2 separate regions of the Homo sapiens genome follow, and region 1 is linked to region 2. Evidence: chromatin loops called from intact Hi-C (ENCODE). Cell type or tissue: GM12878. All regions are shown on one strand. Each heading gives the region's core, and the rest is flanking DNA. Links, peaks and the distances in the headings are about the cores only.

Evidence for each region. A loop is a pair of places that touch in the nucleus more often than their neighbours do. Peaks named below come from ENCODE experiments on the same cell type or tissue, not always from the same donor. Only the 100,000 strongest peaks of a DNase experiment are listed, where the experiment ranks them.
Region 1: it touches region 2 in a loop (4-fold over the local background); 5 of 110 quality-filtered maps call a loop at or near these places.

What each region holds. Positions count from the first base shown.
Region 1 is chr7:106,545,596-106,561,693 of GRCh38, reverse strand. No RefSeq gene overlaps it. Among named protein-coding and RNA genes, the nearest start is that of CTB-30L5.1, 45 kb to the left of the region's middle. RefSeq lists an enhancer at 8,524-8,823. In GM12878, for the core only: no CTCF peak of the experiment used is centred there; a DNase peak (open chromatin) is centred at 8,733; H3K27ac peaks cover 1,811 bases.
Region 2 is chr7:106,603,650-106,619,747 of GRCh38, reverse strand. No RefSeq gene overlaps it. Among named protein-coding and RNA genes, the nearest start is that of CTB-30L5.1, 13 kb to the right of the region's middle. In GM12878, for the core only: no CTCF peak of the experiment used is centred there; a DNase peak (open chromatin) is centred at 8,287.

The DNA of each region.
Region 1 (16,098 bases), core at 4,554-12,553, 58 kb after region 2:
TTATTCAGCAGGTCTGGGTTGGGACCTGAAATTTTGCATTTCTACAGAGTTTTCACATGACGCTCGTGCTTCTGGTCTGAGGACCACACTTTGAGTAGATAGAATTAAAGGACATGGAGAAGTCTGAATGTTAAAAAATATGTTATCCAAAAAGTATCTGAAGCACCACTATCCACCACTATCTTTCTTTCTAGAATTTTTGTACCCATAAGAACAGGGAGAATTCCATCACTTTTGGCAGGAAGAAAGGTTGGGGATCAGGCTCAATGCACATTGTGATTTCATTGCAGAATATAGTAAAATGGGGCAAGCCAGCAGAACAGGGCTTAGATGACTCAGTGGGTCTTTCCAGCTTGCCCCATATTCATCAAGAACCTGCTTGTGTAAAGGTATTAAACAAGTGTGGAGACTTCCTAGGAAAGCTTTGTACTTATCTACTTTTTTCTGCAACAAAATATGAATGAGTGTTCACACAGATGATACCCCCATGGTCATGTGCAAGGGTTAAACACAATTTCCCATACAGTGGCCATAAATGCACCCCTTTCTCTCCCACTTAAAAGGAAAGTCAATATACAAATGAATGAGATAAATAATGTTGAATATCCTCTTTAAATATTTGCAATTGTTGGTACCTTAAACCATTAGTAACACATTATAGCATACCTCAGAACTGATTGTGGCACATCAATGTGTCACTTCAAAATGGGTGAGAAGCACTGGCCTAGAACTTACCTGGTGTGCCTGGCAAAGCCACCTGTGCTGGACACAGATTCTGGAACATGAGCCTGGGCCTCATGGCTGCCTTTATCCACCTTCGGAATAGCCTATAATGGTAATGGTATAGGTTCTATGCTGTCCAGTATGGTAGCCACTGCCTATAATTGCAATGAGGGTCACATATCACATAATGCCATTTTTTTTTCCAGTTGTGTGAGTCACTTGAGATTATGGCAGTTGTTGATAGACCACAAAATCAACCATGCCCTTCTTCACCTCAGCCAGCCAGCTAAAGTGAAAAAGGGCATGGCTACTGAGCATTTGAAAGGTGACTAGTCCAAAGTGAGATGCACTGTCAGTATAAAATAACACGAATTTCCAAAACGTAGTATGGCTTCCAAGATGGCTGAATAGGAACAGCTCCAGTCTGCAGCTCCCAGGGAGATCGATGCGGAAGATGAGTGATTTCTGCATTTCCAGCTGAGGTACCTGGTTCATCTTGTTGGGACTGGTTGAACAGTAGGTGCAGCCCATGGAGGGCGAGCTGAAGCAGGATGGGGCATCACCTCACCCAGGAAGCACAAGGGGTTGGGGGAGGGATTTCCCTTTTCTAGCCAAGGGAAGCTGTGACAGACTGTACCTGGAGAAACAGTACACTGCTGACCAAATACTGTGCTTTTCCCACAGTCTTAGCAACCTGCAGACCAGGAGATACCCTCCTGTGCCTGACTTGGTGGGTCCCACGCCCACAGAGCCTTGCTCACTGCTAGCACAGCAGTCTGAGATCGACCTGCGATGCTGCTGCTTGATGCAGTGAGGGGCGTCCACCATTGCTGAGGCTTGAGTAGCTCACAGTGTAAACAAAGAGGCCAGGAAGTGCAAACTGGGTAGAGCCCACCACAGCTCAGCAAGGCCTACTGCCTCTATAGATGCCATCTCTGGGGGCAGGGCATAGTAGAACAAAAGACAGAAAACAACTTCTGCAGACTTAAACGTCCCTGTCTGACAGTTCTGAAGAGAGCAGTGGTTCTCTTAGCATGGTGTTCAAGCTCCAAGAACAGATAGACTGCCTCAAGTGGGTCCCTGACTACCGTATAACCTGACTGGGAAACACCTCCCAGTAGGAGCCGACAGACACCTCAAACAGGAGGGTACCCCTCTGGGATGAAGCTTCCAGAGGAAGGATCAGGCAGCAATATTTGCTGTTCTGCAGTCTCCACTGGTGATATCAAGGCAAACAGGGTCTTCCAGCAAACTCCAACAGACCTGCAGCTGAGGGGTCTCTTAGAAGGAAAACTAACAAACAGAAATGAATCGCATCAACATCAACAAAAAAGATGTGCACTCACAGACCCCATCTGAAGGTCACCAACATCAAAGACCAAAGATAGATAAAACCACAAAGATGGGGAGAAACTAGAGCAGAAAAACTGACAATTCCAAAAAACAGGGTCTTTTCCTCCAAAGGATCACAGCTCCTTGCCAGCAAGGGAACAAAACTGGACAGAGAATGAGTCTGATGAGTTGACAGAAGTAGGCTTCAGAAGGTCGGTAATAACAAACTTCTCTGAGCTAAAGGAGTGTGTTCTAACCCATCGCAAAGAAGATGAAAAACCTTGAAAAAAGGTTAGACGAATGGCTAACTAGAATAAACAGTGTAGAGAAGACCTTAAATGACCTGATGGAGCTGAAAACCACAGCATGAGAACTTTGTGACGCATGCACAAGCTTCAACAGCCAATTCAATCAAGTGGAAGATCAGTGATTGAAGATCAAATTAATGAAATAAAGCAAGAAGACAAGATTAAAGAAAAAAAGCATGAAAATAAACGAACAAAGCCTCCAAGAAATATGGGACTATGTGAAAAGACCAAATCTACGTTTGATTGCTGTACCGGAAAGTGACAGGGAGAATGGAACCAAGCTGGAAAACACTCTTAAGGATATTATCCAGGAGAACTTCCCTAACCTAGCAAGGCAAGCCAACATTAAATTCAGGAAATTACAGAGAACACAAAGATACTCCTTGAGAAGAGCAACCCCAAGACACATAATTGTCAGATTCACCAAGTTTGAATGAAGGAAAAAAGGACAGCCAGAGAGAAAGGTCAGGTTACCCACAAAGGGAAATCCATCACACTAACAGCGGATCTCTCGGCAGAAACCCTACAAGCCAGAAGAGACTGGGGGCCAATATTTAGCATTCTTAAAGAAAGGAATTTTCAACCCAGAATCTCATATCCAGCCAAACTAAGCTTCATAAATGAAGGAGAAATAAAATCCTTTACAGACAAGCAAATGCTGAGAGTTTTTGTCACCACCAGGACGGCCTTACAAGAGCTCCTTAAGGAAGCACTAAACATAGAAAGGAATAACCAGTACCAGCCACTGCAAAAACATGCCAAATGGTAAAGACCATCGTTGCTATGAAGAAACTGCATCAATTAATGGGCAAAATAACCAGCTAACATCATAATGATAGGATCAAATTCAAACATAACAATATTAACCTTAAATGTAAATGGGCTAAATGCCCCAGTTGAAAGACAAAGACTCGCAAATTGGATAAAGAGTCAAGACCTATCAGTGTGCTGTGTTCAGGAGACCAATCTCATGTGCAAAGATGTACATAATCTCAAAATAAAGGGATGGAGGAAGATCTGCCAAGCAAATGGAAAGTGAAAAAAAATTAAAAAAAAAAAGCAGGGGTTGCAATCCTAGTCTCTGATAAAACAGACTTTAAACCAACAAAGATCAAAAGAGACCAAGAAGGCCACTACATAATGATAAAGGGATCAATTCACCAAGAAGAGCTAAGTATTCTAAATATATATGTACCCAATACAGGAGCACCCGGATTCATAAAGCAAGTTCCTAGAGACCTACAAGGAGACTTAGACTCCCACACAATAATAATGGGAGCCTTTAACACTCCACTGTCACTAGTAGATCAATGAGAAAGAAGGTTAACAAGGAAATCCAGGACTTGAACTCTGCTCTGGACAAAGCAGACCTAATAGGTACGTACAGAACTCTACATCCCAAATCATCAGAATATACATTCTTCTCAGCACCACATTGAACTTATTCTAAAATTGACCACATAATTGGTAGTAAAACACTCCTCAGCAAATATAAAAGAAATCACAGCAAACTGTCTCTCAGACCACAGTGCAATCAAATTAGAACTCAGGATTAACAAACTCACTCAAAACTGCACAACTACATGGAAACTGAACAACCTGCTCCTGAATGACTACTGGGTACATAACAAAATGAAGGCAGAAATAAAGATGATCTTTGAAACCAATGAGAACAATGACACAATGTACCAGAATCTCTGGGACACATTTAAAGCAGTGTGTAGAGGGAAATTTATAGCACTACATGCCCACAAGAGAAAGCAGGAAAGATCTAAAATTGACACCCTAACATCACAATTAAAAGAACTAGAGAAGCAAGAGCAAACAAATTCAAAAGCTAGCAGTAGGCAAGAAATAACTAAGATCAGAGAAGAACTGGAGGAGATAGAGACACAGAAAACCCTTCAAAAAATCAATGAATCCAGAAGCTGGTTTTCTGAAAAGATCAACAAAATGGATAGTCCACTAGCAAGACCAGTAAAGAAAAGAGAGAAAAATAAATTCAATAAAAAATGATAAAGGGGTTATCACCACTGATCCCACAGAAATACCACCGTGAGAGAATACTATAAACACCTCTATGCAAATAAACAAGAAAATCTAGAAGAAGTGGATAAATTCCTTGACACATACACCCTCCCAAGACTAAGCAAGGAAGAATTTGAATCTCTGAATAGACCAATAACAGGTTCTGAAATTGAGGCAATAATTAATAGCCTACCAACCAAAAAAAGGAACAGGACCAGACAGTTTCACAGCCCAATTCTACCAGAGGTACAAAGAGGAGCTAGTACCATTCCTTCCAAAACTATTTCAATCAATAGAAAAAGAGGGAATCCTGCCTAACTCATTTTATTAGGCTAGTATCATCCTGATACCAAAGCCTGGTAAAGACACAACAAAAAAGAATTTTAGGCCAATATCCCTGATGAACATCAATGTGAAAATCCTCTATAAAATACTGGCAAACTGAATGCAGTAGCACATCAAAAAGCTTATCCACCACAATCAAGTCAGCTTCATCCCTGGGATGAAAGGCTGGTTCAACATGCAAATCAATAAATGTAATCCATCACATAAACAGAACTATCGGCAAAAACCACATGATTATCTCAATAGATGCAGAAAAGGCCTTCAACAAAATTTAACACCCCTTCATGCTAAAAACTCTCAATAAACTAGGTATTGATTGAATGTACCTCAAAATAAGAAGAGCTATTTATGAAAACCCACAGCCAATATCATCTGAATGGGCAAAAACTGGAAGCATTCCCTTTGAAAACCAGCACAAGACGAGGATGCCCTCTCTCACCACTGCTATTCAACATAACGTTGGAAGTTCTGGCTAGGGCAATCAGGCAAGAGAAAGAAAGAAAGGGTATTCAAGTAGGAAAAGAGGAAGTCAAATTGTCCCTGTTTGCAGATGACATGATTGTATATTTAGAAAACCCCATTGCCTCAGTCCAAAATCTCCTTAAGCTGATAAGCAACTTCAGCAAAGTCTCAGGATACAAAATCAATATGCAAAAATCACAAGCATCCCTATACACCAATAACAGACAAACAGAGAGCCAAATCATGAGTGAACTCCCATTCACAATTGCTTCAAAGGGAATAAAATACCTAGAAATCCAACTTACAAGGGATTTGAAGGACCTCTTCAAGGAGAGCTACAAACCACTGCTCAACAAAGTAAAAGAGGACACAAACAAATGGAATAACCTTCCATGCTCATGGATAGGAAGAATCAATATCGTGAAATGCCATCCCCATCAAGCTACCACTGACTTTCTTCACAGTATTGGAAAAAACTACTTTAAATTTCATATGGAACCAAAAAAGAGTCCTCACAGCCAAGATAATCCTAAGCCAAAAGAACAAAGCTGGAGGCATCACACTACCTGACTTCAAACTATACTACAAGCCTACAGTAACCAAAACAGCATGGTAGTGGTACCAAAACAGATATATAGACCAATGGAACAGAACAGAGGCCTCAGAAATAACACCACACATCTACAACCATCTGATATTTGAAAAACCTGACAAAAATAAGCAATGGGGAAAGGATTCCCTATTTAATAAATGGTGTTGGGAAAACTGGCTAGCCAAATGTAGAAAGCTGAAACTGGATCCTTTCCTTACACCTTATACAAAAATTAACTGAAGATGGATTAAAGACTTAAACGTAAGACCTAAAACCATAAAAACCCTAGATGAAAACCTAGGCAATACCATTCAGGACATAGGCATGGGCAAGGACTTCATGACTGAAACACCAAAAGCAATGGCATCAAAAGCCAAAATAGATAAATGCGATCTGATTAAAGAGCTTCTGCACAGCAAAAGAAACTATCATCAGAGTGAACAGGAAACCTACAGAATTGGAGAAAATTTTTGCAATCTACCCATCTGACAAAGGGCTAATATCAAGAATCTACAAAGAACTTAAACAAATTTACAGGGAAAAAAACCATCAAAAAGTGGGCAGAGGATATGAACAGACACTTCTGAAAAGAAGAGATTCATGCAGCCAACAGACATATGAAAAAATGCTAATCATCACTGGTCATCAGAGAAATGCAAATCAAAACCACAGTGAGATACCATCTCACGCCAGTTAGAATGGTGATCATTAAAAAGTCAAGAAATAATAGATGCTGGAGAGGATGTGGAGAAATAGGAATGCTTTTACACTGTTGGGAGTGTAAATTAGTTCAACCATTGTGGAAGACAGTGTGGTGATTCCTCAAGGATCTAGAACTAGAAATACCATTTGACCCAGTGATCGCATTACTGGGTATATATCCAAAGGATTATAAATCATGCTACTATAAAGACACATGCACATGTATGTTTATTGCAGCACTGTTCACAATAGCAAAGACTTGGAACTAACCCAAATGTTTACCAATGATAGATTGGATTAAGAAAATGTGGCACATATACACCATGGAATACTATGCAGCCATAAAAAAGGATGAGTTCATGTCCTTTGTAGGGACATGGATGAAGCTGGAAACCATTCTAAGCAAACTATCACAAGGACATAAACCAAACACTGCATGTTCTTACTCATAGGTGGGAGTTGAACGAGAACACATGGACACAGGGCAGGGAACATCACACACTGGGGCCTGTTGTGGGGTGGGGAGCTAGGGCAGGGATAACATTAGGAGAAATACTTAATGTAAATGACAAGTTGATGGGTGCAACAAACCAACATGGCACATGTATACATATGTAACAAGGCTACACATTGTGCACGTGTACCTTAGAACTTTAATAATAATAAAATGTATGAAAATAATGTAAGATAACTCATTAATAATTTTGGTTTGGGATACATGTTGAAATATTTTGATATATAGGTGAAAATACTTTTAAATTAATATTTCTCTTGCTTTTTTAATGTGTTTACTAGAAAATTAAAATTTCCTCTACGTGGCTGCCATTATGTTTCTACTGGATAGTGCTGGTCTTAGAGCATATGTGTTCCTCCCCCTACCAGCTTCTCTTTCTGGTATACCTACTTCTGAGAAGTTGACACCTGTGCCCATCCTGGGCCTCTGCCAAAATCCCAACTCCTCTGTGAGGAGTGAGGAGTGCCTTGGCGGCTACTCTGACTTTTCTTCATGTAAAGGGATTTGAGACCCATCCCATGTATGGCCTACTTTCATCAGCTTCTGAATTTCAAATGCAGATGTGTATGTGTTGTGACTTTGTGTATGTACAATTCCTGAAACGTCTAGTTTACTAGGAGAGCTCAATAAAGTTAATAACACTGATAATACCCTAAACTATGGGAGGTCTTAGAGTAAGATGACAACTATAGACATGGAAATCAATCACCTTTTTATCTTTTAACCATCCCCAAATTTGGTTTGCCCCTATGCCAACTTAAATGACTCAGGGAGGGGAACATACAGTGATTCCTAGCTAGGTAGGGTTTAGGGGACCTGACTTGACTTTGAATTTTTCTAAGCTATGTACTGAGCAGGACCTCATCAAAGTGCAGTGGTAGACAGAGTTCATCCTGGCTCTATGGTGTCTTTTATCTTTCCATTCTCCCTTTCAGTGAGCCTCCAAACGTCCACTCCTAGTACTCAGGGATCTGACTGTCAAAGACTTATCTTTTACCTCTTGCTGTCCTCCCCTGGCGTGTTCTCACCCCTCCTCTATTCCTTCAGAGCCCTGCTCTCTAAGATTCAGCTGATTTGATTGGTGTGGTAATGGAAGAGCAACCCACAGTCTTAGGCAAGAGTCTTAAATTTGAAGGTTCCAATGAAGTAGACCCAAGTTATCCCTTTCCAACAGAAGACGTCAGTTGATGGATTTTGAGGATATTTGATTTCATGTGAGATGGTGCCACTGAGCAAATGGTAGATGCCCCAAAGCAGCAGATGAAGAATTAAAGAGGACTGCCCTTAGTGACATCTTGGAATGATTTGGGGGTGTGGGAAACCTCTCCTGCCCTCCAAACTCCTCCTTTCTCCCAGAATATCAAATTACTTTTTCAGAGAAAGTAATGGGAGGGGAGGGGTTTATGAGACAGGAAATGTTGAAGAAGCGCTGGACTCATCAGCCCCAAAGATTAAGGATGGCCTTCTCCTCCCTCCAGATAGGAACATAGCTGGACACCTTGGGGGCAGCTTCTTGAGGACAGAACTGACCTGTGCCTCTTGAAGGCAAAGGCATTATAGGTTCTCAATACATATTGAATGCTCAACTGACTGGCTGAGGTGAAGAAGGAGATGGTTGATTTTGCAGTCTATTAATAACAGCCATAATCTCAAGTGACTCACAGACCTTGAAAAAAGATGATGTGGCCTTCATTGCAGTTTTGCAGAAGTGAAAATCGCCATTGCATGAAACTGTTGAAAGGGGATCTTCAGAATGACTTTGGTGAAATGTTTAGCGACTCTCTTGTAAACCGCAAAGCTGTACAAGGCAACAATGCTCATGATATCCCAGAGCAATGTGGGCAATGGCCACACAAGAGATCCTCAAGGGAGTTCTCTGAGTTTAGGGGACATGTATTGCAGGAGTCAGCCATAAAGGATGGGAAGCGTGCATGGGGCCCTGTGCAAGGCCCTTTGTGAAGCAAGTAAAACACATCATCCCTTTGGCAATTTTCCACTGAGACCACACAAAGAATAAAATATTTAAACATAAACAAATTATGTGTTTCTTCAAAATGTCTTCTTATCTAATTTCCCTCTTTTTTACTACTGTTCCCTCCTAACTTCTCTGTCAGGCTCTAAAAATTCTCTTTCTTTCATCTCTCTGTCCTGGACCATAAATGGCCTTTATGCGGGCTCCTCTCTCTTTCTCTCATGCAGAAGGCAGCTGAATTGCTTTTCCACTTAATTCCAGGCCTAATGAAAGTATCTAGGCCTTGAACCACCCAACCATTCAGCTTTTGCTTATGTTTTTTTCCTCTCTTTCCTTCCAACTCTCTAGTTTACCCCTTCATTCTGGTTAATTGTATTAACTTGTTTTCCTGTATGAATCCTCCTTTAGATTACTTGGATTGTCCTGGAATGGGCTTGAGAGAGTTTATCATTCTTTGTCCACCATTCTTAATGTGGCTCCCTACCACCTGGGCCTGGCTCAAGAGAAGAGGCAGACAGGGTTCTGTGTAAGTGGGCAGACACCAAATGAGGAATGGTGGGATGTCTGGGGTTCCTCGTGTCCTGTATCAGCAGTGAGTCAGCTAGCAGGAACAAGCCTTTGACAAAGTCTTTCAAGTAAGGAAAAACCTTGTTGTGGTTCTAGGATGTGTCTAAATTAGGGTTTGGAACTGGGCATGTCTTGGCCCAAAGCTCATGGTCTACCTGCTATAACTACTGGTGTTGAAACCCCAGGTGATGCTGCCTAAGAAGTCATGGTTGTGTGAGGACTTGCTGCTTCCTTCATTTGTCATTCTGACAAGGTGTCAGGAAATTTAGCCAATAGCAATAACAATCAATGTGCTCTTCTCTACCATACTGAATGAATGCCATGGCAGCTGATCAACAAGAGAATGCCATATTGAAGAGTCTCATTATAAGTCATGTATAACAGAGATGTAGGTATTCTATGACAGGGGAGTGAACTATAGTACCTTGCAAAGACCAGTGTTTGTGGGTTAAAAAAAAAAAGACTGATGCTCAGGTGTAGACATGAGACTCCAGAATGATTTCTGTTTTGCCTTGTAAGCTATCAGTTAATCTGATGGGGATAGAAAAGGCAAAATCTCAGCATGTCAGCATGTCAGTAATTCAACATAACTGACTCTTGTTAAGCTTGTATTCTTTGGCTGAGTGGTGAGAAGCCTACCCAAGTCTTATTTACCCCCATAATCGACCTCAGGAGATATTTAGTTTTTTTCATTGATCTTTTCCCTACAAGTGATGAATGTGAATGGTTAGGTTCCCTTCTATCCATAAGTTTCTTAAACAGGACAGATGGATATGCAGACCACTGTAAGAAACAATAGTGTCTAGTAATTATGTCTGGTAAACTATTAATTTTTTCATTTAGCTCTTTGACAGCTATTTTCTGAGGGCGCCTGATGATATGCTAGGAATTACAGATGCAATGGTGACTGAAGTAAAGATGGTCCTTGCTTCGATGAAACATGCACCTTAACAACAAATGCAGAAAAGTCAAGGAAATTACATGATAAAAATATTAATCCATAATAAGTACTTTTTATATTTAATTTTATTTTTAAATATTTAAGTCATTGATCCATTCAGAACTTATTTTGGCAAAGGAATGATACAGAAATCCAAATGTTTTACCCTAAAACACTAGCCAGTTTTCACAATATCATTTATTAAAGGGACCATGTTTTCTCTACAGATTTGAAATGATACCCTTATTATATACCAAATTCTCATATTTATAGGACTGTTTTGGCATTGTATTCTGTTACATTGATTTGTCTCCCTGCTTTTGGCTCAGTGATGGTTTTTAATTTCTGTAACTTTATAATAATGTTTTTCTAGTTGGCAAACAAGTCTTCTTTATTTCCTTCTCCTTTACCTTTTCCTCCTCCTTTCCAGGTCATTCCATGTATGTATTTTTTTCAGATGACATTTAGAATAATTTTAAGTTCCTGATCTCCCCAAATTCTTTTTTAAAAACCCTGGGTCGGCAAGGCTATTTAAAGTCCTGTTGATGAGGTATCTATTGCAAGTGTTCCTCTGCCAAAATAATTCTAGAAATTCAATATATATGTTAAACTAAGATTCCTAGTTATTGCTCATGGGGAAACATTCTTTGGTGGGCTGTGTTAAGTAGTAAAGCCTATAAAAGATATCCCTTTAGAGTATTTTAAAACAGCAATTCCAGACGTAACTTCTAATCAATGACTTCATGCAAACAGTTTCTCAATGTGTTTTGTATAAAATGAATAAGGTAAATTAGGAGCTGCCTGCTGAAATTTATAAGAAAAATTTCCTTATAATAGGTACCCTTTATAGGAAGATAATTCATCCTGCAAGCTGGAAAACAATTTGATTTGTTCCTTTCACACACATTCAGTAACTATAGATCTGTTACAGAATCTTAGAGTACTTTTCGATCAACCCAGAGTGGTGAATTAATGAAATATAACATCAAAATTTTCAGTGGAAGCAATACAATATATTCTGGTATATGTAGTGGCAGCTGATTCAAGGCATCATATTAGGTCTTTCTTTTCCAAGCTTGTAGTCAAACTATGTAATCACAAACATAAGGCAGAATACACCAGGGCAGAATCCATGGTGACATAATTAAGGACATAGGCTTATCTTAAGTAGAGTCCCAAAGGAGGTTGAAGATCATTAAAGACATACAGAAAACATGGAACTTCTTATCTCACACAGTAACAAGCAAATAACAAGGATTTCTTTATCAATATGAAATGGAAAGATTAGTATATTAAATATTGGAATCATCTTTGGTTTGAATCCATTATGCACCAGTTAATATGACCACGACCTCAGGAAATTTACTTAACCTCTCAGAATATTAATGTGAGTAAAAACTCTCTTGTGTAAATCCTAGGGCTCATGACGATGTACCAACAGAGACTGAAAAGCCATCTTCTTCATGCTCTGGACGGCACTGTTATACTGAAGTTCTAAAACCAATCAACTATGATAATAAAAGCTTCCTGATTACTGCCTTTTATGGAAGAAAAATATTAAGAAAATGTACTGCCCCAAGAAAAGATTTAAGATTGTTCTTTTAAATCTATTTTATCCAACCAAATAAAAAGCTTTAAACATTTTTAAAGTAGTTTCAGCTTAGATTGCACTACTTTGCCTTGAGTGGAGTAAATATTCATGTCAGGGCATGGGACAGCTTGCATTACTGTTCCCAATTATTTGAGAGGCATAAGCTTCCTCTCCCACTGGCATCAAGATGCTCCCTACTCCACATCAGGCCCTCTGACTGGCTTTGGCCAATGTGGGTGAGAGTGACACATGGCATTTTAGTGAAAGATATTAAGAGCCTTCATGAGGTTCTAACATTTTCTTTCTTTTTCCCCTTCACCACTTGAGATTTATATCCCAAGATGTGAAAGGGCTGGTACTCCAACTTGGTCCTAGGTTGAAAATGGAGAGCAGAATCATAGCTAATGCAGCTGACATCTACTGTGACCAAAAAATATTTGGTTGCTGTTGTAAGCCTTTGAGATTTGGGGGCTGTCATCAATCTAGGCTAAGCTGACTAATACAAAGCATCATTCCAAAATGGTAGTTATAATGTCACATTTCTACTTCTTCATGTGGATACCCAATTTCTAAAAGAAGTGTAAGATTCTCTATATTTTCATGGGTTCATCCTCTGTTGATTCCATGATTATGATATCACTGAAATAATGCCTAGGGATTTTAGACAGTTGCATTTTTATTGAAAAATCCCAAAGGTAACACAAATTCATGTGGAAAAATATTGAATTCTGACAATTAATCATTTTAAAGCATGGTTCAGTGGCTTTATAAACAATAAGCTGTTGATAAACTTTGTGAAAACAAATTTGACAAAGGCCTCTTTCACTCCTATACAATAAATACTCTACCAGTTGTACCCTTGGCCAAATCATGTGCCAGGAAACTGAGGATGGAAGTGGAAGTGGCACCTTTCACTATTACTCCTCATGATAGACTCATAAAATATTGCTTCTTATCCCCATGACACTGGCCCCTGCTGGGGTAGATAGAGCACAAGTGCCCAAAGAAGGGATGCTTCCACCAGGGCATGTGACAGTGGTTCTGCTGAATTGGAGGTAAGACAGCTACCCAGACATCTTGACCTCCTAATGTCATTGGATAAACAGGCAAAAAATAAAAAAGAATTAACCAGGGTGAGCTCTTAATGACTAAGGAAAAATAGTGTACTTTATACACAATGGGGCAGGTCTGACGTGGTTAGTTTTCCTGCTATTAATATTATGTTGGCTCCCCTGTAGTACCCCCAGTACCCCATATCTTGTAGTAAAAGTTTTTGGAAGACCACTGCAATCTCTCATAGGCAGGACTAGCCAGAGTTCAATCCTTGAGAAAAGATGACGTGAGTCAAACTACCAAGAGAAGAACCCCAACCACCCGAGGTGCTGACTGAGGACAAAGAATATGGAATGGGTAGTGGAGGACAGAAGTCATAAATATCAGCCACAGCCTTGTGAACAGATGCAGAAAAGAGGATTATTGTATCTACCCATATTTTTTTCTTACTGTATCATTTAAATATGTATATATTTTAAATAATTTTCCATTTTTCCTCTTTTTTAAAATAGGATGTATTGGTTAACTTTATGGTTTAGTTTATTGGATTCAGAATACAGATATAACAGAATTAGAGGAGAGATGTATATCACCTGTAGATTCTGGACTTAAAGCCAGATTTAGGCATAAAACATTATCTTCTCTATCTTTAAGGAGGGGACAAGTGTGCTTTTGTTTGTAACAATGGAGAGCTGGGTTATATTGACATGACCATTTTGTTTTTAGTGTTGATAGTGTAGTTATAATCTGGAAGTTTGAGTGTGGAGGAGAGTGAAATAAATGATGGGCCATAATGGATGTGTCATGTTTTCATCATCTACCAGCTTATTTGACCATCATTCTTACTTTCAGTAATTTCCCATGTTATGAATCCAGTCTTCCCAAGGAAGAAATCTTTGCCACCTTTACCTGATACTAAATGTGACCCAGTTCTCGTATCAGGTATACCCAAATAAAGCTTCATTTTGAGGGACAGTGATGTAAAGAAAAAATCACTATCTAAAGTATGCTTTGGAAATAGTGGCTATCCCTGTGTTCTGCTATGGGAGTTGTGCTGGTTAATTTTATGGAATTTGACTGGGCTAAGGGATGCCCAGGTAGCTGGTAGGACATTTATCCTGGGTGTGTTTGTGAGGGCATTTCTGGAAGAGGTTTGCATTTCAATCAGTAGACTGAGTAAAAAAACATCTACTCTCACCAATGTCGGTGGACATCATCCAATCTGTTGAAGGCCTGGATAAAACCAAAAGGGAAAGGAAATGCAAATCCACTGTGTATTGGAGCTAGGATGTTCATCTTCTCCTGCCCTTGGAGATCAGTGTTCCTGGTTCTTGGGCCTTTGAACTTGGACTGAATTTCAGTTTCCTGGTTTTCCAGCAGGAGATGACAGATTGTGGATTGTGGGACTACTTGGCCTCCATAATCATATGAGCCAATTCCTATGAGAAATGAGTAGATGAAAACATACACACACACGCACACACATGCACACACACACACACCCTATTGATTCTGTTTCTTTGGACAACCCTGACTAAGGGGAGAGCAGCAGGTGAGCCTATAGCATCCAGGGCACAGTGTCATTGGTACAAGCTGCTTTATTTGTCCTTGGGAAACAGGGTTTTTGCTGGAGTTGTCTTTTGGTATGTTCTAGATGTTCTAGCTGAGTAGCCTCCAAGTATAATTCTCTAGGCCTACTGGAGACTCTATGAGCTATCTAACATCTGTTAACCTATTTATTTTTTCCTACATGAATTAGAGTAGGTTTTGCTATTTCCAACAAATGAAAAGCCTTTTCAAAATTTTACAGAAGGACCATGTCACCCACCTCTCAAGCAAGATTTTCTTCAGCATGCTAAATAGAAGCTGTTTATGTATTGTATTTACAAAGCATTGTTTAGTAGACCTCAGTAGAGTAGCTGTTTATTTGATAAAACGTGAGGTGTTGCTAGGTTGATAAATTGTTAAATGCCTTTTATACCTGTCTGGCCTATTGCCCTTTTCTATGATCATTCATCAAATACTCAATCTTTTTATTCAGCAAATGTTTATTGAGATCCTACTGTGTGCCAAGCAGTGTAATAGTTGCTGCAACTACAGCAGTACCTGATACAGACAAGGTCCTTGTCCTCGCACAGTTTATAATCAAATGGAAGAGTCAGGCAATTAACAAACCAATAAATAACGAAGCTAATAAAATGTGATAAGTGTTTTAAAGGAAATATACTAAGTGAGGCAAAGTCAAACTATAGCTGGAGGAGATACTATCTTTGGAAGGATGGTGATAAAAGGTGGCTGGTAGACATTTAAAGTTAAACTTTAATTTTATATTAACATGTACATCTGTTGTTCCCATCCTCATCAAGTGAGGCATTATGATAGGAATTCTATTCACAAAGAAATCTTGGCCTAATTCTCTTTAAAAATAAGGTGTCCTTACTGTGTTATAAGATTCTCTAAAAAGCACTGTCTTCAGTACCAATGAGGATAGCCCACTAGGTATGTAGTACCAGTTAGTTAGAGAGCTCTGTGTTTCAATAAGTGATTCAGTTCTTTTCAACTACCATTTTCAAGCCAGTTGATATAATGTCTAGGTTCTGGTGAAATGACTATGGCTTTTCTTGTAGATTCCTAAATACATGTAAATCCAAAATACAGAAGATAACATCCCATTCTAGGGGTATGACTAGACACTGAGCATCTACTATATACCGGATGCTGTACATAGTGGAAAAAAAAGACAAACATTGACTTTATGTGATTACCATATCTGTTACATCAAGTATTGCTATCTTGTAGAACATCACCTATCTTGTAGAAAGGATACCTATCTTAAAAACCTTGACAAACGCCCTAGAAAGGAAAATGTCTCAAGAAACTTTTCTTTAATTATTGCTACATCCAATCTCACATTCAAAATCTCAGAGGTCATTATTTATACCTCTGTTTCCTTCGCTTTTCACATGTAA
Region 2 (16,098 bases), core at 4,732-12,731:
GCTTGAGCAGCTGGGAGGGGCAGGACATCATAAGGGTGGTCTTAAGTTGGTTGTAGATTTCAATTGCTGCTATTTTTGGTATTATTTAATATATTTAGAGAATTTTGGTTAGAATTTTGTTTTGTTTCTATCCAATTGCTTAGTTGTTACCATCTCAATTGGTCAGAAGATTGTCTCTAATTCCTCGCTGTCATCAAGATCTTTTCACACTGGAATATGAAACTAGTGGGTTATGTACACCATCTTTTGCTCTGTCTTTAGTTGCAATCACAAATCTTTTTTTTTTTCTTGTAGAGATGGGGTCTTGCTACGTGGCCCAGTCTGGTCTCGAACTCCTGACCACAAGTGCACAAACTTTTAATTGCCATGCTTTAGAAGAATCTCCCACTCCAATGAAATTGGTTTCCTCACTGTTTACTGAACATTTTCCCGTCTTTTTTTCTTCACATTTGCTCTTGTCTGAAATGCCCTTCCCCTTCCTGCCTACCTATTAGAAGTCTGACCATCCTTTAAGATTCAGCTCATGTCTACTGCTTATGAGAAGGTTTTACTGACCACCAGCTCACTGGGCTTCTGACACATCATGGTTGCTTTGCAATCTTAGTTTTCTTTGCATGAGTGTAAGATTACCCCCAAAAGATTCCAATTTCCTTGAAGACCCCAAGGTGGAGTCTTTATTGGCCCTACAGAAGCTTTCAGGAAATCTATCACATAGTCAAAGCTCAAATAATGTTTCTTGGTCAGTGGTTAAAGTCATGTCAAGTCAGGTGGGAGAGGAGGCTACTGGAGGAGTTATTCTGGGTCAGACAGGACCTAAAACAGGCCTCATCACACTAGAAGTTGAAGGCATTCTACTACCTGGCTACATATAAATAATATTAAATTTCTAACGTATTCTACACATAAGACAAAATAATTGGGTTTATGGCCTCTGTTCTTGCCTATCTATCAATGATTGGAGATTGAACTTGAAGAGAAAGCAAATTTTAGATCTTGTGATATTTCCATACTATTTGTTACTGTACTTTCTAGAGCCATGCTGTCCATTTTTGTTTTTCATTCTCTGAGACACATTTATCAAGACAGCTCCTGGGCATGAGTCCAAAAAACAGTTTCAAGAATTCAGGGAATTAAATAGCACCAACCAAATTTTCAGTTGCAACAGTAGTTATTAAGTAGAGCTCATTTAATTCCAGGCTATGATCTGGACCAAGGAAAATTAACTCTTGCCTTTTTGAAGTCTCACTGTTTGTGGAGCTGGGACACCAAAGTCATGTCTGTTTGAATTTTTGATAGCCTAATCCTCCACCCAAGGTATGCTAAATTATGACACATGCATCTTTAAGCCACATATAAAGTAACCTTCCTTCGAGAATTTGGGGAATTTTCAAAATACTCTGGAGGCCACTTACAAGTATCATAAAACCAGTACCTATAATCTTTTGGTTTAGGAAATTGAAGTAAAAATATGAAGGATAAAGTCAATGCAAACAAAATCAATTTTTACATTGCATTTAATTGTCCTCTTTCCAGAAAGCAATTCATTGAGAATCCCCTAAACTGGATTACTCTCCTTTTTTGTCTGGGGGTGGGGTCTCAATATCTAGCACATTGGTTCTTAACTCCAGCCCAGATCAGAATTACTTGCAGAACTAGTTCCCAGGCAGCAGGGTGATCGTAACGTGCAGCCAGGGTTCAAGACCAAGGCAGCTAACCTAAATAAGGCAGCTGTAATGAGTATGCTTCTATCTAAATCCAGTGAAACAGGAATCCTTCTGGCAGCCTTTATTATAACAGCTGCAGCCTAGAAACAACACAAATACCTACACACAGTGGTATGGATAACTAAATTGTGGAATACTCATACAAAAGAATAGGATACAGAAATGAAAATTGCTAAGTTACTATTGTATCAAACAGCATGGATACAACCCCAGTAATGTTGAGTGAAAGAAGCAAGACATAAAGGAACACATACTGTTTCATTCCAGTTTTATTAACTTCAAACACAGGCAAATCTAATCTATAGTGTTAGAAGTCAGGGTATTGGTTAAGTTGGGGGAGGGAGATGGAGGCAGTAATTGAGAGTGATCACAAGGGAAAGATTCCATGGTGCTGGTAATAGTCTATTTTTTAAGCGTTGTGGAAGTTAGAGGCCAAAGGTTATACAAAATAAAATATGTTTTCATTTTATCATTTCAGTATGTTCTAAAATCTATACACTGAAATGATTAAAGAGGTTCACCTATAATATCAAACACTATAATATTTTGGAGGAAGATATTTGGTTAAAAAATAGTAATAAGATTTTACAGTGACATTTATCATTGTGGGTCTTGATTTTCTACTAGTTCTTGGTCTTTTAATATAATGTGATCTTGGAGACAGACCTACTTAAGACAATACTTTTCAAGTTAATTCCAGCAAATGGGGTCTAAGATAAATCTGCTCATTTAATTCTTCTCCAAAGTAAATAGCCTATGATATAAAGCCATTTATATAATTTTCAAATAACTATAATATCTTATGAATTCATATTGCAATATAGACCTGGGCAGCATTAACACTGGGCTATTTTAAACCCTCTTAATACCCTGAGAGTACCTAATAAATTTGTGAATTGAAATATGTTATTGAAGATGATGATATCCTGGACTAAATTATTTAATTCATTTATGAGTGTTATTATTTTCTGATTATAACAGTAATAGGTTTGTTGTAAAAAAAAAAAGTTGAAAAATAATTAAAAAATTAAAAATGCTTATAATTCAGCCACTTAGAGGTAAGCACTTTTATTACACTGTGGTATAATTCTCTGGGAAAAAGAAAGGATGTGTATATGCATGCATTTAAACAAAATTAGCTACACAGCTTTGACTCACTCCCACTTTTTTCATTTAGTGATATAGTGTAAGCATTTTCCTGAGTCATAAATGTTCTTCAGAGGTATGAATCTTAGATGTTAATTTCTTTAAACTCTATTGTTGGAGTTTTAGGTTATTTCCATCTTCTTGCTTCCATTAGATGCTAAGAATGGAATGAGCATTGTTTGGTGGAGAAAACAGGCTGAAGACAGGCAGGGAATGTGCAGGGGAGGATCTTGCATAGCCAAGCTTTGCAATGGCTTATACCTTGTTGTCAGTGTTTGCACCCTTCTCTGGCTCCTCTTCACCTTCTTTTTTTCCTCCCACCCTCTCCATACCTACCCATACCTCTTCCTCTTCCCCCTCTTCTTTTCCCCCTCCTCCTCCTCCCTCCTCTTCCTCTCTCTCCTTCTTCTCCATTCCAGCCACACTGACTTCCTTGCTATCAATACACCAGGTCCTTTTCTGCCCTCAGGAATTTTTGGCTCTGTCTGCCTGAATTACTTTTCTCTCCTGTCACAAGTGTCTCCTTCATGCCTTTACTTCCTTGAGGGGCTAAATAATTGTCCCCAGGTCAGATACCTAGAGGGTGAGTCCAGGTCTTCTGACTTTGATTCTTTAATTAGGAGATAGCCCAGGGCTGGGATAGCCTGGTGAGAGTAGGGAGTGGGCCTGTAGGCTGGTCCTCTGTCCAGCTCTTATTTGACAGCCCATGGTGGCTGATTCATCTCTGTATTTAAGACATTCTTCCAGTATCTCCCTCTAGAAGAGAAAATACACAGAACTGTACATGTAATATTCAGTGTCAGGCACGGCGCACAGGTTTTCACGCACCATCTCAGTAAACCCTCATGTTGACCTCTCATGTGGGAGTTCTTATTCCAGTTTCCAGATAAGGAAACTGAGAACTTAGAGAAGTGAAGTGACTTCCTCTCACAATGAGTGATGCTTAGATAACCATTTGGGAAAAGTAGTAACAAGATATACTTAAGATTTCTAGTTCTCAACCAGGCCCTATTCTCTGGGCAATTTTGAGATTGTTGTCTAACAATTTTGGTGTTTCTCCTTCTGAAAAATAGAGATGACAAATTTATGCACCTTGTCTTTGATAGGTTGCTGGGAGGACCAGCTCACTGACAGATTAAAGTTACCAAGTTGAAGTGATGAGCTTGAATCCTTCTGCAGTCACACGTTTGGCCTAGCAGAGGTGAGAGGTGGGATTTCAGATGACTTTGACACTCTCCATCAACTCCTTTCCCCAGATCTGGCCATTTGTTCTCATTTCATTCCCAATTCTTTCTCTTTGTTCTTTTTAAACCATATTTCCCATATGTCTGCTCATTCCCTGTAATTTCTCCTCATGTCTAGCAATTGTCATTTCCCATATGTCCACATAAAATCTACCATCTAAGAAGAAAAAAAATCAGAAAACAAAACCAGAGAAGTAAGACTCAACATTAAAATGTAATTTAGAGTTAACATTTCCTCTCAAAATACAGCAGTAGGGACTGGATTTATATTCCTGCTGGAAATAACTAAGAAAGTAGACAAAGTACATGAAACAATTGTTCTCAAGACAAGATGTCAGTCAATGAAGGACAATGATCTTTGCGAGATGGGAAATAAATGAAGAGATCCATAAAATTGCCCTAACTTACTGACTGAACAAAGTTTTCAGGCCACGGTACAGAGAGGAGGAAATGAGGCCGAGTTGAGGAGTTTCCCTAAATTGTGGGGATGGAGTCAGTAGTCCATGGAGGCTGCTATATTTAATATCTAATGTGTATTAGGAAACTAGCTGAGACCAAGGGAAGAAACACCCAAAAGGATTAGAGGAAACAATACCCAGGATCACACGGGGCCAGGAATAATCCCTGTTCTCAATAGCTGGTGTGGAAGACCTCATAATTCACATGCCATTTGGTAGAATGCTAAGGAGAGTTTTGCCACAGCAGTGAAGAAAAATTATCCCTTCACTAACTACTGCTCTGGTCTTGCCTAAAAAGGCTTAAAAACAAGCCTGAGAGGTTAAAACTATTTCCAAGGAATTTAACTGAATCCCTAAACAAAGTTCAAGAATATTTATGAGAATACAAAAATATCCAGCACCGTCTAAAGTAAAACTCACAATGTTTGGCATCCAATCAGAAATTACCAGGCATGCAAACAAACAGGAAAATACAACACATAATAAGGGGGAAAATCAGACAGTCAAAACTGACCCAGGAATTATGCAGATAATAGAATTAGTAGAGAACATTAAAATGGTTATTTTAACCATATTCCACATGTTCAAGAAGTTAGAGTGCAGATTGAGCATGTTAAGTAAAGACATGCAAGTTAAGAAATCCAAAATAAACTTCTAGAGATGAAAACTATAATGACTAAAATTAAAAATCTAGTCTAAGATTACTAGGTAGGATCAATGAGAGATTAGACATTTCAGAATAAAAGATTAGAGAACTTGAAGACATAGCAATGGAAACCATCTAAAACAAAACACATAGAGAAAAGAATGCTTCAAGTGTAATTGGATCCCCAAGGGGTGAGACAGGCAGAAAAAATAAATAAATAATGGACAAGAATTTTTAAAGTTGATGAAAATTTTAAATGTATAGATTTAATAAGCCCAGTGAACTGCAAACACAGGAAAACATGAGGAAAACTATGCTAAGTCACTTCATAATCATGTTGCTTAAATTTAAAAATAAAAAGGGAATCTTAAAAGAACCTGGAGAAAAATACACAAATAAAAGCAGATTTCTCAACAGAACTGATACAATCAAGAATGCAATGGAGAAACATCTTTCAAATATATTTAAAAATTTTTTTGTGACCCTGGATTAGGCAGATTTCCTAGTTACAACACCAAAAGCATGATTCATTACAAAAAAATTGGACATTCTCAAACTAAGAACTTTTACTTTTTGGAAGACTTTTTAAAGTATTAAATGATAACACACAGGCTGGGAGAAAATATTTGCAAATGACCTATATGACAAGGGGCTTGTATCCAGAACATAACTCTCAAAACTCAATTTTGTGAAGATAATCCAATTAAAAATGGCAAAAGATTTGAACAAACACATTACCAAAGAAGATATATGAACGGCAAATAAGTGCATAAAAAGCTGCTGAACATTATAAGGCCTTAGGGGAAATGCAAATAAAAACTACAATGACATAACAATACACATCTTTTAGAATGTTTAAAAGACTGACCTACTAAATGATGTGGTAACTGGAACTCTCATGCACTGTTAATGGGATTGTGAAAATGCAACTATTATGGAAAACAGTTAGGTATTTTTTTAAAAAAATTTAAGCATGCACCCCGTATGTGACCCAATCTACTCCCAGGTATTGTCACTAAAAAGATCAAAGCAGGCCGGGCGCGGTGGCTCATGCCTATAATCCTAGCACTTTGGGAGGCCGAGGCAGGCGGATTGTCTGACTTCAGGAGTTTGAGACCAGCCTGGGCAACATGGTAAAAGCTGTCTCTACTACAACACAAAAATTAGCCAGGCATGGCAGTGTGCACCTGTAGTCTCAGCTACTTGGGAAGGTGAGGCAGGAGAATTGCTTGAACCCTGGAGGCAGAGGTTGCAGTGAGCCAAAATCATACCACTGTACTCTAGCCTGGTGACAGAGCAAGGACTCCATCTCCAAAAAAAAAAAAAGATCAAAGCATTTGTCCATAAGAAGAATTTTACAGGAATGTCTACAGAAGCTTAATTTATACTAGGCAAAATGTGGGAACAATCCCAATGTGCATTCATATGTTAATAAGCAAAACAGTGATGAATTATTGATACATAAAACAAGGTGGCTAAAATTCAAAATAATTATTCTGAGTGAAAGAAGCCAGATTCCCCAAAAGAGAGAATGATATTCTAGAAAATGTGAGATAACCTATAGTGACAGGAAACAGACCAGTGATTGCCTAGGGCTGGGCATTGGGAGGTATAGGATGGAGGGATAACAAAGGACATTTTTAGAGGTGAAAGATATGTCCGTTACGTTGATATGGTGATGTTGACATGGGTATATGCATATATCAGAACTTATCAAATTGTGTACTTTAAATATGTACAGTGTCTTAGTCCATTTTATGCTGCTATAACAGAATGCCACAGACTGGGTAACTGATAATAAACAGAAAGTTATTTGGCTCATGGTTCTGGAGGCTGGGAAGTCCAAAAGCATTCAAAGATGCCAAAGAAGTCCAAAGGCATCCAGTGAGCGTTTTTGTGCTGCATCATCCCACTGAGAAAGGCAGAAGGGCAAAGAGCATACAGGAGAGCAAGAGGGGGCCAAACTCACTTTTATAAAAAGCTTACTCCCCAGGTAACAAACCTGCTCCTGGGTTAACAACATTAATCCATTCATGAGGGCAGATCACTCATGACCAATCACCTCTTATTAGGCCCCAGCTCCCAACACTGTTGCAGTGGAGATTAAGTTTCCCATACATGAGCTTTGGGGGACACATTCAAACCATAGCAAGCAGTTTATTGTATGTCAGTTATACCTCAATGAAGCTGTTTGTGTGTTTTTTAAAGTATGTGATCAGATATTCTGCCTGTCAACCTCCAGAACTACTATGGCATTGCTCAATTTTCAAAACTGATCCTCAGGCATCCACTGATTTTCCGAATCCCCAGTATTAATCCCATAAATTATACCTTTTCCTAAAAAATACATGCAATTGGGAGAAAGGGAAACACTCTGGCAGTTATGATACATAGCAATTAGAGAAATGTGTCATCGTTCTTGGAACTGTGGGATAGAGGCATAGTGTGTGTTTGCTTTAGGCAACTCTGAGCTGGCTGTGTCCCACGTGCCCTTTACCTTGTCCTTTCATTATTTGTTTCCCAGTTATCCTCTGCCTCTTCCAGCTATATAATGAGCAAAACTTGGTCTATTTTGATCACTTCTGCATTTACAGTAGAACAATAAACACCACATAGGAGGTGCTCATCAAATCTTTCTTAAACAAATGATTGAGATTTATTGCTCCTATATAGAGTGTATATCCAGATATTTGATAATGCTATTGGTAAAAGTTCCCCAAGCCATCATAATTTCACTGATTTCAAGACTCTCATTTTTAAACAATTTGTAGATTTTGTTAAAACAACCACAAGCTACCTAGCCCTAAAACTTTACTTTCTGTATCAGACAATGCCCCTATTTGTTCTTCATTCACACTCTTATGTAACCGAATGAGGAAGACTCTATAATACGTTTCTTGTTTAGGAAAGCCAAATTCTTAATTTTTTCACAGTCAAACAATGAAATCTGACCATGTGAAACTCTGCAGTGACGTGGCAACAGAGATAGAGAATTGATTCTTGTTTAGGAAAGCCAAGTTCTTAATTTTTTCACAGTCAGACAATGAAATCTGACCATGTGAAACTCTGCAGTGACGTGGCAACAGAGATAGAGAATTGATTGAGGTTAACCTCTCTGGGCTGATCCATGTAAGCTGCTTGGAGCATGAGCGCAGTTAAATGAAAATGGATTCACGAATATGCCTACTGCTTGCTCAAATAACAAAAAGTAAACACTTAAACAATAAGTCATTTTCCCAGAGAGTAGTTTTGTAAGAGAGATTGAGTAGAAAATTGATGAATTCTTCACTAGAGCCTTTCCTCCTGGAGAGACACAGCTCACCATCTTGGGGGTGTGGAACAGAAATATGAAACCTGGGCACTTGTTGAAAGGGAGGGTTGTCTTAGTAACAACATTCTCTAAATTGTGCCTTAAGCATTGACATGGTAATCAAAGCCAGTCATTTAGTAGTTATTATAAGTGGCTCAGAAGCTGACAATTTTTACATGCTTCAGCAACAATTTATGATATTTAATCATGTTCACTTTGTTCATGTTTACTTTGTGCATGAACACTGCCTTGGTAGCCATTTATTCCCCCTGAAAAATGGGTCCCATGTATTCCAGTGGACTTTCAAATCTAGCCTTCCTGAGGTGGGGAGTGGGCAAAAGGGCATTCCTTGATATCCATCTTTTATTTTATTGAATACTCAGGGACCTATCCTGTAAAAAGATTCAGACTTTTCTCAGTCTGTGTTCAGTTTGAATTGAAAGCCCACTGTCTGCAGTCAATTCAACTTAAGAAATTTGTTATATCTTCCAGGCATTGTGAGACATGTAACTGAAGAAAAATGGCTTCCCTAAGGTCATTTGTAATGGGTACAGTAGATTGACCCTCAAAATCAGTCTGCCTTCCTAATGATACCTCGTTTATTGGAAGGTCATGAAACCATTTAGCGGGTCAAGATCAGAGTGATTTAAAATAAAATAGAAACAATTTCCCAAAGCGTACCTATATAAAAACATCAGTTTGTGTACCTTAAATATATATTAATAGAATGCCTCTTTATCGATTATATTTCAATAGGTTGAAATTTTTAAAAAATGAAATAGAACCACAAAGAAAATATCAGAACACATTGCACTTAGTAAAGGTAAGTAATGTCTTATAAAAATTTTATTTCATGTACTCATATATGTGTGCTTATACTGGGTGTGATAAAATATGCATTTCCTATAGTGGCATGGGGTCAAAATATTTGAGAGAAACTGTTGCCATGTGCCTTTCTGCATTGCCTGACTCCCTTGTACCTGGAGTTCTGGATAGGACTTAGGTTCGGCCAATCTAACGTAGGGTACTTGCATGAGATTTGGAAGGTGTGATGGTTAATTTTATGTGCCCAGATATTTCGTCGATCATTATTCTGAGGCTGGGAGCAGGGGCTCACCCCAGTAATCCCAGCACTTTGGGAGGACAAGGTGGGTGGATTTCTTGAGCTTAGGAGTTCAAGACCCGCCTGGGCAACATGGTAAAACCCTGTCTCCACCAAAAATCCAAAAAATTAGCTGGGTGTGGTGGCATGCACCTGTGGTCTCAGCTACCCAGGAAACTGAGGTGGGAGGATTACCTGGGCCAGGGAGGCAGAGGTTGCAGTAAGTCAAGATCTCACCACTGCACTCCAGCCAGAGTGACAGAGTGAGATCCCAACTCAACAAGCAAACAAACAAGCAAACAACAACCAAAAGAACTCCATCATTCTGAGTGCTCCTGTGAGGGTGTTTTCGGATGAGATTAACATTTTTATCAGTAGACAATAAAGCAGATTGCCCTCCCTAATGTGGGTGGGCTCATGCAGTCAGTTGAAAGCCTGTATAGAACAAAATGGCTGATCCTTTCATGAGTAACAGGAAATTCCTACTGCATGACTTCTTTCAAACTAGGACCTCAATTTTTTTCTGTCTTTGGGCTCAAACTGAAACATTGGCTCTTCCTGGTTCTTGAGACTGCTGGGCTTCACACTGAAACTACATCATCAGCTCTCCTGGGCCTCCAGCTTGTCAACGTACCTTGCGGATCTTGGGACTTGTCAGCCTCCATAATCATGGGAGCCGCTCCGTATAATAAATCTCTTTCTCTATAGAAATGTATCCCATTGATTCTGTTTCTGTGGAGAACTCTGACTAATGAAAGGTGTATCTATTGGTTATATTGCTGTTTCTGGCAAGCATAATGTGGGAGGCAGAATTCTAAAAATAGCAGCCAAGGTTCCATACCCTAATCCCAGAACGTATGATTATGAAGAGATGCTATTGCTGTGATCATACTGTTATCTCGCATAGTTGATTTAAAATAGAGAGATGACCTGGGCAAGTCTAATCTCATCACATGAACCCATTTAAAAGCAAGGAATTTTCTCTGGCTGAAGGCAGTAAAGGAAGTCAGAGAGATTAGTGTTTGGGGGCTGGGGAATCCCACATGAGGGATCTTGCTACCAGCTGTGATGCTATGAGAGGATCTATGAAAAAGCCCATGCAAGGGAGTGACCTCTAGAAAGACCTTAGTCCTACAATAGCAAGGAACTGAATTCTGCCAAACTTGAATGAGCTTGGAAGTAGATTCTTCCCCAGAGCCTACAGATAAGAACCCAGCCTGCTGCACCTTGACTCTCTGCTTAGGGCAGAGAACCCAGCCAAGCCCACCTGGACTTTTGACCTGTAGAAGTGAGATAATACATGGGTATTGTTTTAAGCCATTAAAGTTTGTGGTAATTTATTACACAGCAATAGAAAACTAAAGCACATGGTCACAGAGGTATGTTTTTCTGCAGCAGCATTAGCAGAGATTCTAGGGGCCAGTCGTTGGTATCCAGAGGCAGGTGCAGGGCACCTGTCTGGGCTCATGCAGAGCTAGCAGTTATTGTGGCTCTGAAGCCAACAGCTCCAGTGGCCACCATTTTTAGACCTCCCATTGTGGAAGAGATCCAGGTTACACTGGCAGGACAATTCTGAGTGGGGTTGTTCTGGGATTCCAGCGGGGACAATTCTGAGTGGGATTGTTCTGGGATTCCAGGGGGCACAGCCTAGAGCCCATTTATTCAGCCCTTCAAAAGATGTTATCAGCATCTAATTCCTCATATTAAATCACTTTCTGCTTAAATATAAAGTGATTTCTGTTATATGCTGCTGAACCTTGGCTATTACATCTCTAATTCTTTCCTACTTGTTTTATACAATGACTTCTGTCAGCTTATTTAAAATCTCTAGAGCATTGAGCACCTCTTACTTCCTGAAAATCCTTTCTCTTTTCATTTTGACAACACCTCGCTTTCCTAGTTTCTCTTATATATTTTCCTCTATTAATTTTCATTTCATTTTCCCAGTTCCTTTTCATTTAAAACACAGGTATTGAGCACCTACTGGGTTGAAGATTCTAGGTGAGTAAAGTGCAGGAGCCCCATCCAAGAACTGATCATGGATCTTGTCCTCTTGAGACCTGCCAGTATGTAAACAAGTAACTATAGTGATGTGATAAAATCTGTACTAGAGGTGGGTAAGAGATACTCTGGAAGCCCAAAGGAGAAAAGATATTACTCTTTCTGGGGCAGTTAGGGAGGGATTCACAAAAAGATGGAACTTAAGGCTAGTCTAGATGCAGGAGTAGACATGTTTCAGATTGAAAGGACATTCCAGGCAAAAGGAACAAAGAGGACAAAGAAATGGAAGTTTGGGTATGTGGCATATTAAAGGAACAGCAAAGAGGCTGGATTTCTGTGGCTGGATTTCTGAGTGCAGATGGAAGATTGGCAGATAAATGAAGTTAAGATTGGTATAGAAGGTGACATGTGGGCTGGATCCTAGAAATAGAATTTATTGGAGATAGTTATCTTACTAAACCTCTTTACTTTTGCTCATTATCCATTCTATTCAGATAAAGCATGAACTCATTAGTTTGACTAAAAATGTTTGGCATTTCTTTCATCCCAGTCTCCTCTCCCCTACCATTCATTCACTCATTTCCTCATTCATTCATTTAGTTAGAGAGGTGGTGGAGGACAGATCATGTAAGATGCAAAGGTCATTGAAAGATTTGAGCTTTTCATCCAGGTGAGATGGTAAGTCAGTTGAGTGGCCTGATCTAATTTATATTCAAAAAGAATTACTCTAGTTACTGTCTGGAGAGTAGAATGGGGTGAGAGGTACGAGCTTAATCAAAGAGACAGATAAAGAGGGCATTTTAATAATCTAGAAATGTCCTTGGCTTGAATAACGTTGGAAGTGGTGGAGATGATGAGAAGGGTTATGATTCTGCCTATGTTTTGAAGGTAGAGATAACAGGATTTGCTGGTGGACTGAATGTGGAATCCGAGAGGGGAAAAAAAAAGAGGAATCAAGGATGATGTCTGGGCACAGTGGCTCACACCTGTAATCCCAGCACTTTAGGAGGCTAAGGTGGGCAGATCACTTGAGCTCAGGAGTTTGAGACCAGCCTGGGCAACATGGTGAAACACTGTCTCTACCACAAATACAAAAAAAAAAAAATTTAGCTGGGCGTGGTGGCATGCGCCTGTAGTCCCAGAAACTACTTGGAAGGCTGAGGTGGGAGGATTGCTTGAGCCTGGGAGGTGGAGGTTGCAGTGAACCAAGATCACACCACTGCCCTCCAGCCTGGGTGACAGAGTGATACCCCGTCTCAAAAAAAAAAAAAAAAAAAAAAAAAGGATAACACTAAGTTTTTTGGGCTGAGCCACAGGATGGGGCTAGTTTCCATTTACTGTTAGACATCATAGGAAGGTGAGTTTTAGGGAAAATATTAGGAGTTGGTGTTTTAACTTGGTGATTTTGAGATGCCTATCATACACATCTAAGCCCCATTTGGGTATACAGTTGGATATAGGAGTCTGGAGTTCAGAGGGGAGGTTTACATGGGAATCATCAGTGTTTTATGTGGTACTTAAGCTGTGAGCTTGAACGAAATCACCTATAGAGTGAGAGCAGTAGATGAGGAAGAGAAGTATAAGAACTGAGTCCTAGGAAAGATGCAGAGAAACCAGCCAAGGAAACTGGAGTAGGTGGAGAAACTCAAGGAGGAGGAGAAAGAGAACTATCAGGAGGGAATCAATTCCTGAAGTCAAGTGACAAACAAGTTTCAAGGAGAAAGGGATCAAATGGGTCAAAGGCTGATGGCAGGTCAAGTAGGATGAGGTCAAAGGAATGGCGATTGGGTTTCACAATGTAGAGATCATCAGCATGTGACAGAAGCAGTGTCAGCAGTGTTGAGGAAAAGCTTAATTGGAGTGAGTTCGACAGAGAATTGGAGACAGGCACTATATACGGTGGGCGAGACAATTCTTTCAAGGAGTTTTGCTAGAAAGTGAAGGAAAATGAGACAGTGGCAGGGGGTGGGGATGATAATGAGTTCAAGAAGGGAGTTTTTTAAGATTTGAGAAATAATAGCATTTTTATATGCTTAGGGAAATAATGATATGGGAGAGTGGGGAGATTGCTTGCAGCAATGGCCTTGAGAAGGCGAGAATGCCTCAAGTCTAGTGTTCAATGAAGAGTTAGCACAGAGAGGGATTCACCGGTCATCCGTATTAACCTCAGTGAGAGCAGAATACATGGGAATAGATGAGGTGGGATGGTAGATGTGCTGGTGGGTGATTTTGCAAGTTCTCTTCTCACTGATACAAATTTCTCAGTGAAATAGTAAGCAAAGGTATCAGATGCAGGCTAACGAAGGGGTTGGGAATATTTGGAAGCTTGCAGAGAAAGAAGTTGTAATATAGTAGTCTAGGGCTGTGGGTGAGTGAGTGAGTGGCTTAGTGACCTCACTTAAGGTCAGTGGCCTAGAAGTAAGGGAAATTTTTTTCCAATTGCATTTGGGTGTTGATACCGATGAAAGGGGAGTTAAATTGAACTTCTTACAGTTCCCCACTCCTTTACCTTTGCACAGGCTGATCCATGTGCCTAGAATGCCCTCTTAACCTTGATAATTCAACTTCTGACCCAACTGCCACTTACTTAAGTCTATCAGGCAGACTTAATTATTCCCTTCTTGGAACTAAGGAGGTACCGTGTGCATCCCTCTATTGTGGTAGTTGCCGCATTATAATAATTTGCTTTTCTGTCTCCCCAGTTAGTCTAGCCACTCCTTGGGGAGTGTTAATTTAATAACCTCAATTCTTAGCATGGTGTTTGGCCTGTGGCTGACATCCATTAATTGCCTATTGAATTTCATTGAATTGAATTCTATGCAGAGAATCAGCAGAAAGAGTTGGCAGGCGGGAGAAGTAGGATCCAGAGAAACAGCGAGGGTGACATTTAGAAGTAGGCTCGGCTGCTCTACAAGGAAGGGAGCTCCCATCCCTGCAGGTGAGTAGTATAAATGCTTACTCAGCTCTAATGGTGGAGTGAAATGGGCCCTGAACCTGAAGTCAGGCCTGTGTAAATTGGGTCAGTAATACTTCTTTGGAGTTTTCTTTGAGGATAAAAAGAATTCATAGACTTGGAAGAATTTTGTACAGTTAATGAAAATGTACTATACAATGTAAGATGGTATTTTTGTAACACTCTATGGTAAAATAACAGAAATGTGTTGGATTTGTATATTTTATTAGAGCACAGGCTATATAACACAGAAAGAGGAAAATGGGTTAAAGATAAAAAGAAAGATTATAGCTGTAACCTTCTTGTTGATATTTCTAGTCTTAAGTCTCTACAGAAGATGTTATCACAGTCTCTTTCAGTTAAAGCATGTTCCAGGGCCTGTCATTGTCTGAGCCAAGAGCCCTCTCTGACCTACTTTGTTAAGCCAGGTGGTATCATAGACAGACAAAAGTGCCAGCAGATTCTGCAGGAAGTGGAGGATGAGGAAACTGCTGATCTGACAGTTACCATATGACTGGCTGATGTCGTAATGCACAGGTTTGGGAAACTAATGCACAGGTTTGAGTACTCAGAAGAGACCAACCTTCTACAAGATTCCAATACTGAAAGGAACTTTTTAATGCATTGGCAATACTAACAATTCCAAAGCAACAGAATGTGGGATCCTTGATGTTGAAAGAAAGTAATATTGCTTTAACACAGGTTCTGACTTTTACTTGTTCATGTCTACTTGTCTTAGTTCTCTCTTAAGTTTTAAGTTTCTTAAGGACAGGGACCATATTTTATATGTGATATCCTCTATCCACACACCTACTACAGTATTTTAAGGGTACTCAATTACCATATGTTGTTGATGGGGTTGTTTTAGCAGATGTCAGGCAGCTTTCATGGTAGCCAGGTACAGTCAGATCATAAAGAGGAAGGCAAGAACAGAGATTTTCATTTTATTTTTTTGAGACAGGGTCTCGCTCTGTTGCCCAGGCTGGAGTGCAGTGGTGCAAACATGGCTCACTGCAGCCTCAACCTCCTGGATTCAAGTGATCCTCCTGCCTCAGCCTCCCATGTAGCTGGGACCACAGGCATGCACGGCCACACCCAACTAATTTTTTGTAGACATGGGTGTCTCACTTTGTTACCCAGTCTGGTCTTGAACTTCTGGGCTCAAGTGATCCTTCTGCCTCAGCCTCCCAAAGTGCTGGGATTACAGACATGAATCACCATGCCCAGCTAGAGCAGAGATGTTTTTAATGGTATAACCCACAAATTACTTAAACTGAAACTGGGAATATAGGCTTTCTTGCATGAATGACTGTCGGTTTAGGACACTTATTCTACTCTTTCTTCCCAACAATTCAAAATTATCTGTATTTCTGTTTATCTTTCACTCTTAACTTAAAACAATTTGCCTTTGAAATAACTGCTCATGTGGGATTTAAACTCATAAAAGAAGCAGCTCTAGAAAACACATGACTGTGTGCTTTGAGGTACACCAACAGGCTTCCTTATTTATTGAC